Regions from separate parts of the Homo sapiens genome. Here region 1 is linked to region 2. A link is a contact called in ENCODE Hi-C or POLR2A ChIA-PET data. All regions are on one chromosome and are shown on one strand. The core of a region is the stretch at or near the end of the contact, and the rest is flanking DNA. Distances in the headings are between cores, read along the strand shown. Region 1 holds the start of LINC02642 (long intergenic non-protein coding RNA 2642). Region 2 overlaps LOC105376387 (a long non-coding RNA gene).

Evidence for each region. A loop is a pair of places that touch in the nucleus more often than their neighbours do. ChIA-PET counts read pairs that join two places held with the same protein, here RNA polymerase II (POLR2A). Pooled maps may share reads with other maps.
Region 1: a map of B cell shows a loop between it and region 2 (13-fold over the local background). The contact joins the promoter of LINC02642 here to the enhancer-like site in region 2. A Hi-C loop is called at or near these places in 3 of 168 maps with a recorded cell type or tissue (B cell, OCI-LY7 and naive thymus-derived CD4-positive, alpha-beta T cell), 33 of 37 single-sample maps with no recorded cell type and 14 of 50 pooled maps. POLR2A ChIA-PET finds 5 or more read pairs at or near these places in 3 of 52 experiments (CD4-positive, alpha-beta T cell, activated T-cell and activated naive CD8-positive, alpha-beta T cell).

Annotation. Positions count from the first base shown.
Region 1 is chr10:7,471,599-7,476,511 of GRCh38, reverse strand. LINC02642 (long intergenic non-protein coding RNA 2642) reads left to right here and starts at 3,663. Exons shown (of 4, transcript NR_184109.1): 1 at 3,663-3,742. RefSeq lists enhancers at 4,215-4,314, 4,325-4,524.
Region 2 is chr10:6,925,506-6,930,194 of GRCh38, reverse strand. All of the region lies in intron 3 of LOC105376387 (a long non-coding RNA gene), which reads left to right. Among named protein-coding and RNA genes, the nearest start is that of LINC00707, 150 kb to the right of the region's middle. RefSeq lists enhancers at 2,060-2,149, 1,881-2,300. Within about 2 kb of position 1,799, at least 13 of the 41 ENCODE cell types and tissues checked have a DNase peak (open chromatin) inside an H3K27ac peak, as active enhancers do; they include B cell, CD4-positive, alpha-beta T cell and OCI-LY7, where a contact is called at or near this core.

The sequences.
Region 1 (4,913 bases), core at 2,414-4,913, 540 kb before region 2:
ATAATGGGACACGATTTATAGTGGGACAGACAACAATATCACAGCGGGTAATATTACGGGTACCTTAAAGCAAGGAGTGCTTTTGCCTTAAAATTCATTGTGTTTCTATTTGGTGGATGTGGGCAGTGGGAGTTTAAGAATACGTTTAATCTATAGGAAAGCTATCAATACTGATATGAGTTTTTAAAACGTTTATATGCCTATTAAAGGTAGTAAGCCAAAAAGCACTGAGAAAATGTGTGATTTTAGAAGAAACAGAGAACTTGGGAAAATGCTGCAGCAGCTGGGGCATGACCCTTAGTCTTAGGAACTAGCTGTGCTATCTGAGAAAAAGCTTTCCCTTTTTAGCTCCTTCCCTGTCTGTCTGCTCTTGAGCCTATGAGCGTCTGTGCTGCCCTGAACATCTGCTTCGTAAGAGCCCCTTGCATTTCTTCCAACACACATTTCAGTTGGCCAGCAAGAACGGCCTTACAATGAAATGAAATTCTCATAATTTTACCTCAAAATGAAATTTTACCTCGAAATGAAATTTCAAGAGATGCCAAAACTCCCACTTCCACCCCATTTGTTCTAGAAAAGAAATATCCATTACACATTTATTTCTCGGAGTGAGTCCTGTCCAGAAGCCGGTATTGGAAACGCAGACATCCCTGTGCAAGAAGACACGCAACCATAAACACTTGAGTGTGAACGCTTCCGTCAGGGTGCGCTCTGCGGTCCTCCTGCTCGAGGGAAGGAGGGAGACTGGTGGCCTTTCAAAGGAAAGGATGCAAGGGCTGAATGGTTGCTAGGACGCCCCTGGGAAGAAACAGCTGGGATCAGCAGGAAGGCACCAGACGCTTGGCAGGAAACGACCGGCGAGAGATGGGGGAGCAAAGGCTCAGGGGCAGAACAGCAGAAGTGTTGACTCAGTGCAGGGCTGGTCCTGGCTGTCCCCAAGAGGTGACCCCTATCTTTCCATGGACTCTCTGCAGTTTCTGACTACCCCACTTCATGTAAATCCTGAGCATTTGGTGACTGAGGGCACTGTCCTCACCGTGGGGTGGACCGGGATAGGGGGGCAACCCATGGGCTCCTTGGCTGCCTCCGTGATCTCCCTGGCCCAGGGCCAGTTGTTCCTGCCGAGAGGCATAAATCAGCAGTTGTAACCTGTTGCAATGAAGGTAGAATCCACAGTTGTTTTTCCTGTAGCCCCCAGCTGGGCTTTTGCTTAATTAGGCTCAGAGGAGCCCGTGAATGATTGCGTTTGCCGAAACGCGTCACCAGAACACGCTGTTCTGATTTGGCTGCATCTGAGATTTTATGTTTGAATATTTTGCCGCCTGGCTTAAGCCAACAATATTTAAAATATTCTTCTTTAACTTGCATCTGCAATGAATGCATGGTCATATTCCTACAACCAAGTCCGGTAAGAGATGTTCCACATTCAATCCAGGTCCAGGTCTTTCAGTCTAGTCCAGGGTGGGTAGATTAGGGAGGCAGGGTAGAATACAGGGACAGTGGCAGAGGTGGGGACAACAGAGAAACCCCCAAAGAAAGGCCATCATCTAAAGGAGGTGACTGCCTGAGGTCAGGAGTTCGAGACCAGCCTGGCCAACATGACGAAACTCCATCTCTACTAAAAATACAAAAATTAGCCGGGCGTGGTGGCGCACGCCTTCAATCCTACCTACTGGGGAGGTTGAGACACGAGAATCACTTGAACCCAGGAGGCAGAGGTTGCAGTGAGCTGAGATCACGCCACTGCACTCCAGCCTAGGTGACAGCGCGAGACTCCACCTCAAAAAAATAAATAAAAATAGAAAATAAAAAAGGTGACTGGAGGGTCCCTGTGAGTGAGGCTGGGGCCCGTGAGAGTAGAGCTCAGTTCTTGGAGACTGAAGACTCATGGGAGGAACTCAGCAGGCAGAGGCCTCAGGGCGCTGCTGGGACTCTCAAACCACATTCTGCTACAGCCAGCTGCACCTGGAGGGGAAAGAGAAGTCCATTCAAATAATCAGAGATGTCCTGGGCTCATCGGGACCACTCAGCTGTTGCCTGTCCTAAGAGTACTTAGAAGAACTTGCAGTGAAATTTCCAAATAGAAGGGGGGGGGGGCGTAATTAATTATCCATCCCTTTGGGATATTGGAAAAATGCCCTCGGGTTATCCATTACCCTCTGTTAATCAGGACGGACTAGAATTCCATGATAATAAACAAGGCCCCAGATCTCACTGGTTTAAAACAGCAAATGGGCTGGGCGCGGTGGCTCATGCCTGTAATCCCAGCACTTTGGGAGGCCGAGGTGGGCAGATCACCTGAGGTCAGGAGTTCAAGACCAGCCTGACCAACATGGTGAAACCCCATCTCTACTAAAAATAAAAATAAAAAAAAATTAGCTGGGTGTGGTGCCAGATTCCTGTAGTCCCAGCTACTCGGGAGGCTGAGGCAGGAGAATCACCTGAACCCAGGAGGCAGAGTTTGCAGTGAGCCGAGATCACGCCATTGCACTCCAGCCTGGGTGACAAGAGTAAAACTCTGTCCCCCTCCCCCAAAAAAAATTAAAAAATTAAATAAAACAGCAAATGTCTGTTTCTCATTCATGCCACATGGCCATCACAGGTTAGCTGGTGTGTGCTCTGGTGAGGCACCAAGGTCCTCCCCATTCCTCCCTCCCCCCAGCCCCTGGCAACTGCTAACCTACCTTCTGTCTCTATGGATTTGCCTATTCTGGACATTGCATATAAATGGAATCATAATATGTGGCTTTTTGTGCCTGGCTCCTTTCCCTGAGCAGGGTGTTTTCAAGGTTCATTCATGTCATAACATGTCTCAACACTTCATTCCTTTTTAATGGCTGAATAATACTCCATTGTTTGAATATACCACATTTTGTTTATCCATTCATCATTTAATGGCCATTTGAATTATTCCACTTTTTTTGTCTATAATGAATAATGCTGCTGCTATGAGCAGCTTTTGTGGCATTCCATATGTTTTTGTATGTTGTATTTTCATTTTCCTTCATCTGTAAGTATTTTCAAATTTCCCTTGTGATTTTTTTTCTTTGATTCATTGGTTATTAGGAATGTATTGTTTAATTCCACATATTTGGGATTTTCTCAACTCTCTCTGCTATTGATTTTGAATTTAATGTGAAACTTTTCACAGTTGTTGATTTTGTACAAACCTACCAAGAAGTAGACATTGTGGACAATTCCACGTGACCCCCATATTGACCACCGATAGTTTCTAAGTGCTTTATGAACTTGCAGACTTGTGTTTTATTCTTCTTTCTTTTCTTTTTCTTTTTAAGAAACATATGATGCAGATACATGGGTGGGCTTATTAGTTCCTTATTTGTGTTAGAATAATGACCATCCCCAAAAGATGTCCATATCCCAGGGCCTGGAACCTGTGAATCTGTTACCTTAGATGGCAAAGGGACTTTGCAGATGTGATTGAGTTAAGGAACTTGATATGGGGAGGTTATCCCAGATTATTCAGTGGGACCCAGTGTAATCACAAGGGTCCTGATAAGAGACTGGCAGGACAGTCAGGGTGAGAAAGGAGATGCAGAGGCAAAATCAGAGGCTGTAGTGACGAGCTCTGAGGATGGAGGAGGGGGCTACCAGCTAACGAACGTAGGCGGCCTTTAGAAGCTGCAAAAGGTAAAGAAATAGCTTCTCCTTTAGAGCCTCAAGAAGGAATGAAGCTCTGCCAACAGTTTGATTTTAGCCCCAAACTCTGATCTTCAAAATTGTAAGTAAATAAATTTGTGTTATTTTAAAAGCCGCTAAATTTCTGGTAATGTGACAATAGAAAACAAATACACCAAGGAATGAATGATTTCATTTTGCAGTTTTTTTTATAATTCTAGCAGTTTGGCAAAAGAGAGTAAGGGCTAAACACCTGGCTTATGGAGTCAGATGACCTGAATCCAAACTCTGGTGAGAAGCTCTATGAATTGGGCATATTACTTAACTTGCTTAGGTTTCAATGTACATTTTTGGAAAAATGAATCCATCTCGTAAGATTGTTGTAAGGATTAAATGAGTTACTGCAGTAATACTGGTACAACAGTGTCTGGCTCACAGTAAACACTCAACAAATTTTAGTTGATTTATAGAACATGTTGTTGCACATTTCAGCAAATACTAGAGCTAGGAAGTAGAATTGTGTTGAGAATTCTGCATTGCTGTGTCCGGATTGCTGCTGTCACAGCCATATTAATTGCTTACAAATCAGAGAATGAGCATTCTGAGCAGCACGTGGTCCCAGGCTGTAGGTGTCTGCAGCGCTCAGGAAAAGCCCCGATGCTCCCCAGCAGCTGCACCTGCTCCCTTGGGAAGGAGTCTCTTTTTTGTTCCTCTTTCAGTTTCTGAAGAGAACAGAACATTTGCGCCATCTGGTTTGGGTCGTTATTTTAACCCAGTTTCATTTCCGTTTATAAAGGTATTAAATACTCCAGGCTATATTTGAAACAGTTTCAGGATCAGCATGACTGTAGTGTTCCTGGCTTAACCCTGAGAGGTTGCTGTTCCCAGTGACTATCTAGGCTGAAGCCCATGTAGGATTTGAAGAGACTGATCCAGGCTTTATGAGTGGCTGCGACCATGCTGTATGTGTGTATGTGTGTGTGTACACCGCCTAAGTGTGTTCATTTCAGCCACAGCAAGAGTTATGTTACAAGGATAGCATAGACAGCCCTGCCTATTGCAAGAGTAATGCATCAGGTGTGAAACAGATCTTTAATGCTGTGTGAAGCAGGCTCTTTTAAGGTCAGCCAGACTTTCTGGGGAAAAAGAAACTATTGCCTAACCCTTCAGGTCATGGAGACTTATGTTTTTGTGTTTTTCTCGCAGTTTTACAGTTTTAGCACCTACATTTAAGTCTTTGATCCCTTTTGTGTTCATTTTTATGGATAGTGAGA
Region 2 (4,689 bases), core at 550-3,049:
TATATACATAGAAAGTGGGGAGACAGCTCTTCCTGGATCTGCTATTTCTCAATCATCTTCAGCTCTAAATAATCTTCCTGGATCTGCTGTTTCTTGATCATCTACAGCTCAAAATAATCAATGTCCCAAAATAATATATTTTGGGGTGGCATACTATGACCCCTTTCACGTGTTTTCTTCTCATCTTTTTCTTCCTTTCTTTCATTCTTGTCCTTCTTTCATCTTTTTTCTCTTTTCTTTTTTCTATTTTTTGTAGCCTCTGGTTGTTTTTACATCACATTTTAACTAAATAAAGCAATAAAACTGTTTCTTCTGATTGTTTTTGCAGCAAGTATTCATCACATTTATAACTAAATAAGACACTAAAATGATTTCCATCTTGAAGAAAAAAGTGCTTCAAAATAAACACAATGATACCTTAAAATTGAACCACAATTTCTACCTGTTTCTCTTCCAATTGTTTGTTGAGGTTTCTGATGAGAATCGCTGGGTTGGCTTGGCAGAGAGACAGATCCTGAAGCATCTATTTCTGTTTTCTGCTTCTGTTTTGGCTCGAATTCTGGGTCTACCAGTAGTCTAAATGACCTCCACTTCCTCACTTTGACTCTACATACGTCTGACTGGCTGTGTTTGAGCCTGCCATACAAACAGAGGTGTGCAGTTCTCTTTAAACACCACTGTTCCATATATTTTCTTTCATACGATATTGAGTTAGACTCAGCAACCACCCCAATTATTCTGCCAGTTTTTCTTTATTATGCTTGACAACTACTTGGTGAGAGAATGGATTTTTCTTTGTGAAGTCAGCACACAGCCGCCGGTTGATTCTCTGAGAGAACAAGATATTTCACGAGTAACTGGATAAATGGGCCAACCTGACAGGACAGCAGGCCCTTGCCTCCAACAGTGCAAGAGAGCCTCTGTCAAGAGACCATGGCATTCCTCCCGTTTGGGAACTGATGACAGGATGGCTACAGTAAGCTGCAGCCAGATATTCTGCTAAGGAAACGAATAAGCAGAGAGATGAATATTTTGTATGCTTCCCATGTGTTCAGCTCTATCAGGCAGTCTCTCACACTTTATCTAATACATCTTCTCTGCTCTTCTTGACATAAAATTATCTTAAATTTTTACATGCAGAAAACTTATATATAAGGAACTAAAAAAATTAATCTGTTTAAAAGTTATACAGTGCGCAAGTGAGAAGCCAGATTTCAAAGAGAAACCAAACCTCTTGGAAACTTTGAAGGCCGACAGCATGGAGGTGGTTTGAGTGGACCCCAAACGGATGTGAACTGCCTCCTGACACTGGCCCAGTAAATGACTGGTTGTGGTGTACTGAGATAAACACTTTTAATTATTTTAAATATGAAGTAAAATCTAGAAAAAAATGTCCAGCAGAAAAAAAAAAAAAAAAAAACAACAACCAGCTCTTCTGGTTGTCATGGAGATAAGCCATTTAGCACTGCAAAGCCTTCCATGGGGAAGCAACGGCAATGGAGATTTCCAACTCCCAAGAACCGCATTCAAGGAGAGTTTCAACTTCCACTTGTCTTCCGAGGTCTGTTGTCTCTGAAAAAAAAATTTGTTGGGGAGGTAGGTATTTAAACTCATTTCCTGGGATAGAAAATCTAAGTAGCACATGCATATCCACAGAGCTTTGTTTCAGGACCCATAATGGGAACAAGTTTCCATTTCCTGTGAGGTGTGTACATAGTGTGTGTGTGTGTGTGTGTGTGTGTGTGTGTGTGTGTGTTAGAGAGAGAGAGAGCACCAATGAGCTCTCTAGAAACCATCGGAAGTGCCAGCTTGTAGAAGTAAACATAAAGCCCAGGCAAAGGACGAAAGAGAAAAAATTAGTTTGTCTCTAAAAGGAAACAGCCTTTAGATAGGAATGCATGTGAATCAGAAGAAACATGAAACTCTCATTCCTGGCTATACCATCTGCCCCACTTGTGAGGCACCGGCTAATTGTTGAGACACTGCTAGTGAAAATTGTGCAGGTTCACAGACTCTTAGGCAGCTGCTGTTTAGGGAAGTGTGGCGGCCGAGGGCCGACCTGGACTTCCGTTCTGGGAACTGGGGCTTCTCAGGAGAGTGGGTTTAGGGTAGCTGTGGCATGGAGGGTCCACAAGTTTCAGAAAATAGTGCCAGAGTGAAGTTACACTGGAGAAGAAGAGGTGGTCATACTACGGCATTCATTGCAAGGATGGAGACAAGGAGGTGAAGGCAGGCGGAGGCCCAGGTGCCAACTGATAGAGACAGGAGTACAGAGAAGACATGAGGGAGGATGGATAGAAGACAGAGTGGCTGAGGTTCCCTGCTGTGCTGAAGTTTTCAACGCAGTGCCTAAGCCTTAGCCCTTGGGTGGTGGGGAACAAGTCAAGCACACAAGGGGAATTAGAGAAGACCCACGCCTCCTTCTCTAGACGTGGAGGCAGGGAGTCAGGGAGGGCACATGGTTCATGTGGGTGCACACAGGAAATGAGAGAACGGAAACCACAAGTCAAGGGGCTTGCTGTCTTCTTGTCTGTTTGGATAAAAATAGAGCTACTGACTCAGCAGACAGTTTTCAACCTACCTTCAAGGCTCCCTGCTATAATTTTTTATTTCATTTCTTAATTTAAATTAGTTGATCACAGAAAAAGGCAGGTGATTTAAGCAGACCATATACTTCATTTAAGTCAAGGAACCATCATTGACACACCTAGCATTGTTGCATGCATATTCGTTGAAAATTCATCCATGAACTAACCATCATGATTAGGTACTGGTGATGGACAACTAAAATGATGGTAACTAAGTTAATGTACATTCCATATGTTATTCATTTCCAACATTTTTGATAAAGTAAGGAAATGGATAAGAGGGATACATTTTCAAGTCTGATAATGAAATAGATGTGCAAAACTGACAGTGGGACATATGTGGTTTTCAGAAGGAAAATGTTCATGAAAAAAGAGCTTCTCCATGATGGTCAAATGACAGGAAAGAAGCTGCATGCAGATGAGAAGAACTAGCACAAAGGGGAGTGTGAGAAGATGGGATAGCGGAAGCAGAGGTTGCATCAAACACTCGGAAGAGATCTTCTTATGAACATGACTATATCCATCAGTGTTTTCTCCTTCTTCTCCTAAAGAAGCAAGCAGACAAACAAACAAAAAACTAGAAGAATTTCCTAAGTCCTGCAAATTCAACTGTCCATGAAATTTAGAAATCAGATGATATGCTGACTTCAAAATACCTGTAGGGACTTTCAAAAGCCCCAAATAAGGCAGAAGCAGATGGAAGGAAGAGCAGTAGGAAAGAGTAGGAAAAATCAGAAGCTCAGAGAGTAATGAGTGGACTCATAAGAAGGAAAATTCAGGAAGATCCATAAAAATGCAAAAACTGATAGTCTGGTAGTACAAGAGCTATATTTCTCATTTGCAACAGTGGATATCTTGTGCCAGGACAAGGAAAGCTGGTGGTAGAAGTCACGATGGCCCCAGAAATGGAAATCCAGTCTCACACAGAAGAGCAATATTCACAGTGAGCATTCTGTTTCTGTGGCAGTGAAGGAATAAGCCCTTTGCTGTGAAGCCAGGACTGCCCTGCTTTGTCTCTGCCTATAGGACTAGTCTGCCAATAGCTGGGTCATAAAAAACCAAGTTTTTAATGATAAACAGTAAGAAAATTTATTGTGAATAAATATGTGGAAAAGATCTGCAAAGCTTTCCAACTGATACGGATTATTCTCCTAAAAACAGTGCCACTGAGCAAAGATGAACTGCAACCAAACATTTTGCCAGATTTTAAGGAGCATAATGAAGCAATTACTACTAAGAAGGAATGCCACAAAGTGGAAATGTAATAATTCCAGGAGAATGCCGAGAGACAACTGCAGGTTATAAGACAGGAATGAGGAGAACTCAGAAAATAAATAGAAGAAAAAGCGAAACCGTCATAGAAACGAAAAGGAAATCCAGTGGTCACAAGAGAGAATCGACGGCGTGATAAAAAGACAAAGAGTCCTGAAGGATAGAAATGAGAAAAATAAAGTAATATAGTAACATATAGTGAAAAAGCCCTAGAAAGAAAATGATAGATGTAAAATAAATGTCACTGGATTTTTTCTTTCTTTCTCTCTCTTTTCTTTCTTTTCTTTCTTTCTTTCTTTCTTTCTTTCTTTCTTTCTTTCTTTCTTTCTTTCTTTCTCTTTCTTTCTTTCTTTCTTTCTTCTTTCCTTCCTTCCTTCCTTCTTTCCTTCCTTCCTTTCTTTTTTTTTGACACAGAGTCTCGCTCTGTCACCCAGGCTGGAGTGCAGTGGCGCCATCTCAGCTCACTGCAACCTCTGCCCCCTGGGTTCAAGTGATTCTCCTGACTCTGCCTCCTAAGTAGCTGGGATTACAGGTGCGTGCCACCACACCTGGCTAATATTTGTATTTTTAGTAGAGGTGGTTTCGCCATGTTGACTAGGCTGGTCTCAAACTCCTGACTTCAAGTGATCCACCCTCCTTGGCCTCCCAAAGTGCTGGATTACAGGTGTGAGCCACTGCTCCCGGCCAGAATTTTCAAAGATGAGTGAAATAGAACAAATAGGCAAGGCATAAGTTAAATAAAATGAAACAAATCTGCATGCTGAACAGGCATACTATGAGCCAGAAAATACTCACTGCAAATTGTCAGCATCAAAATATAATTTTGTGA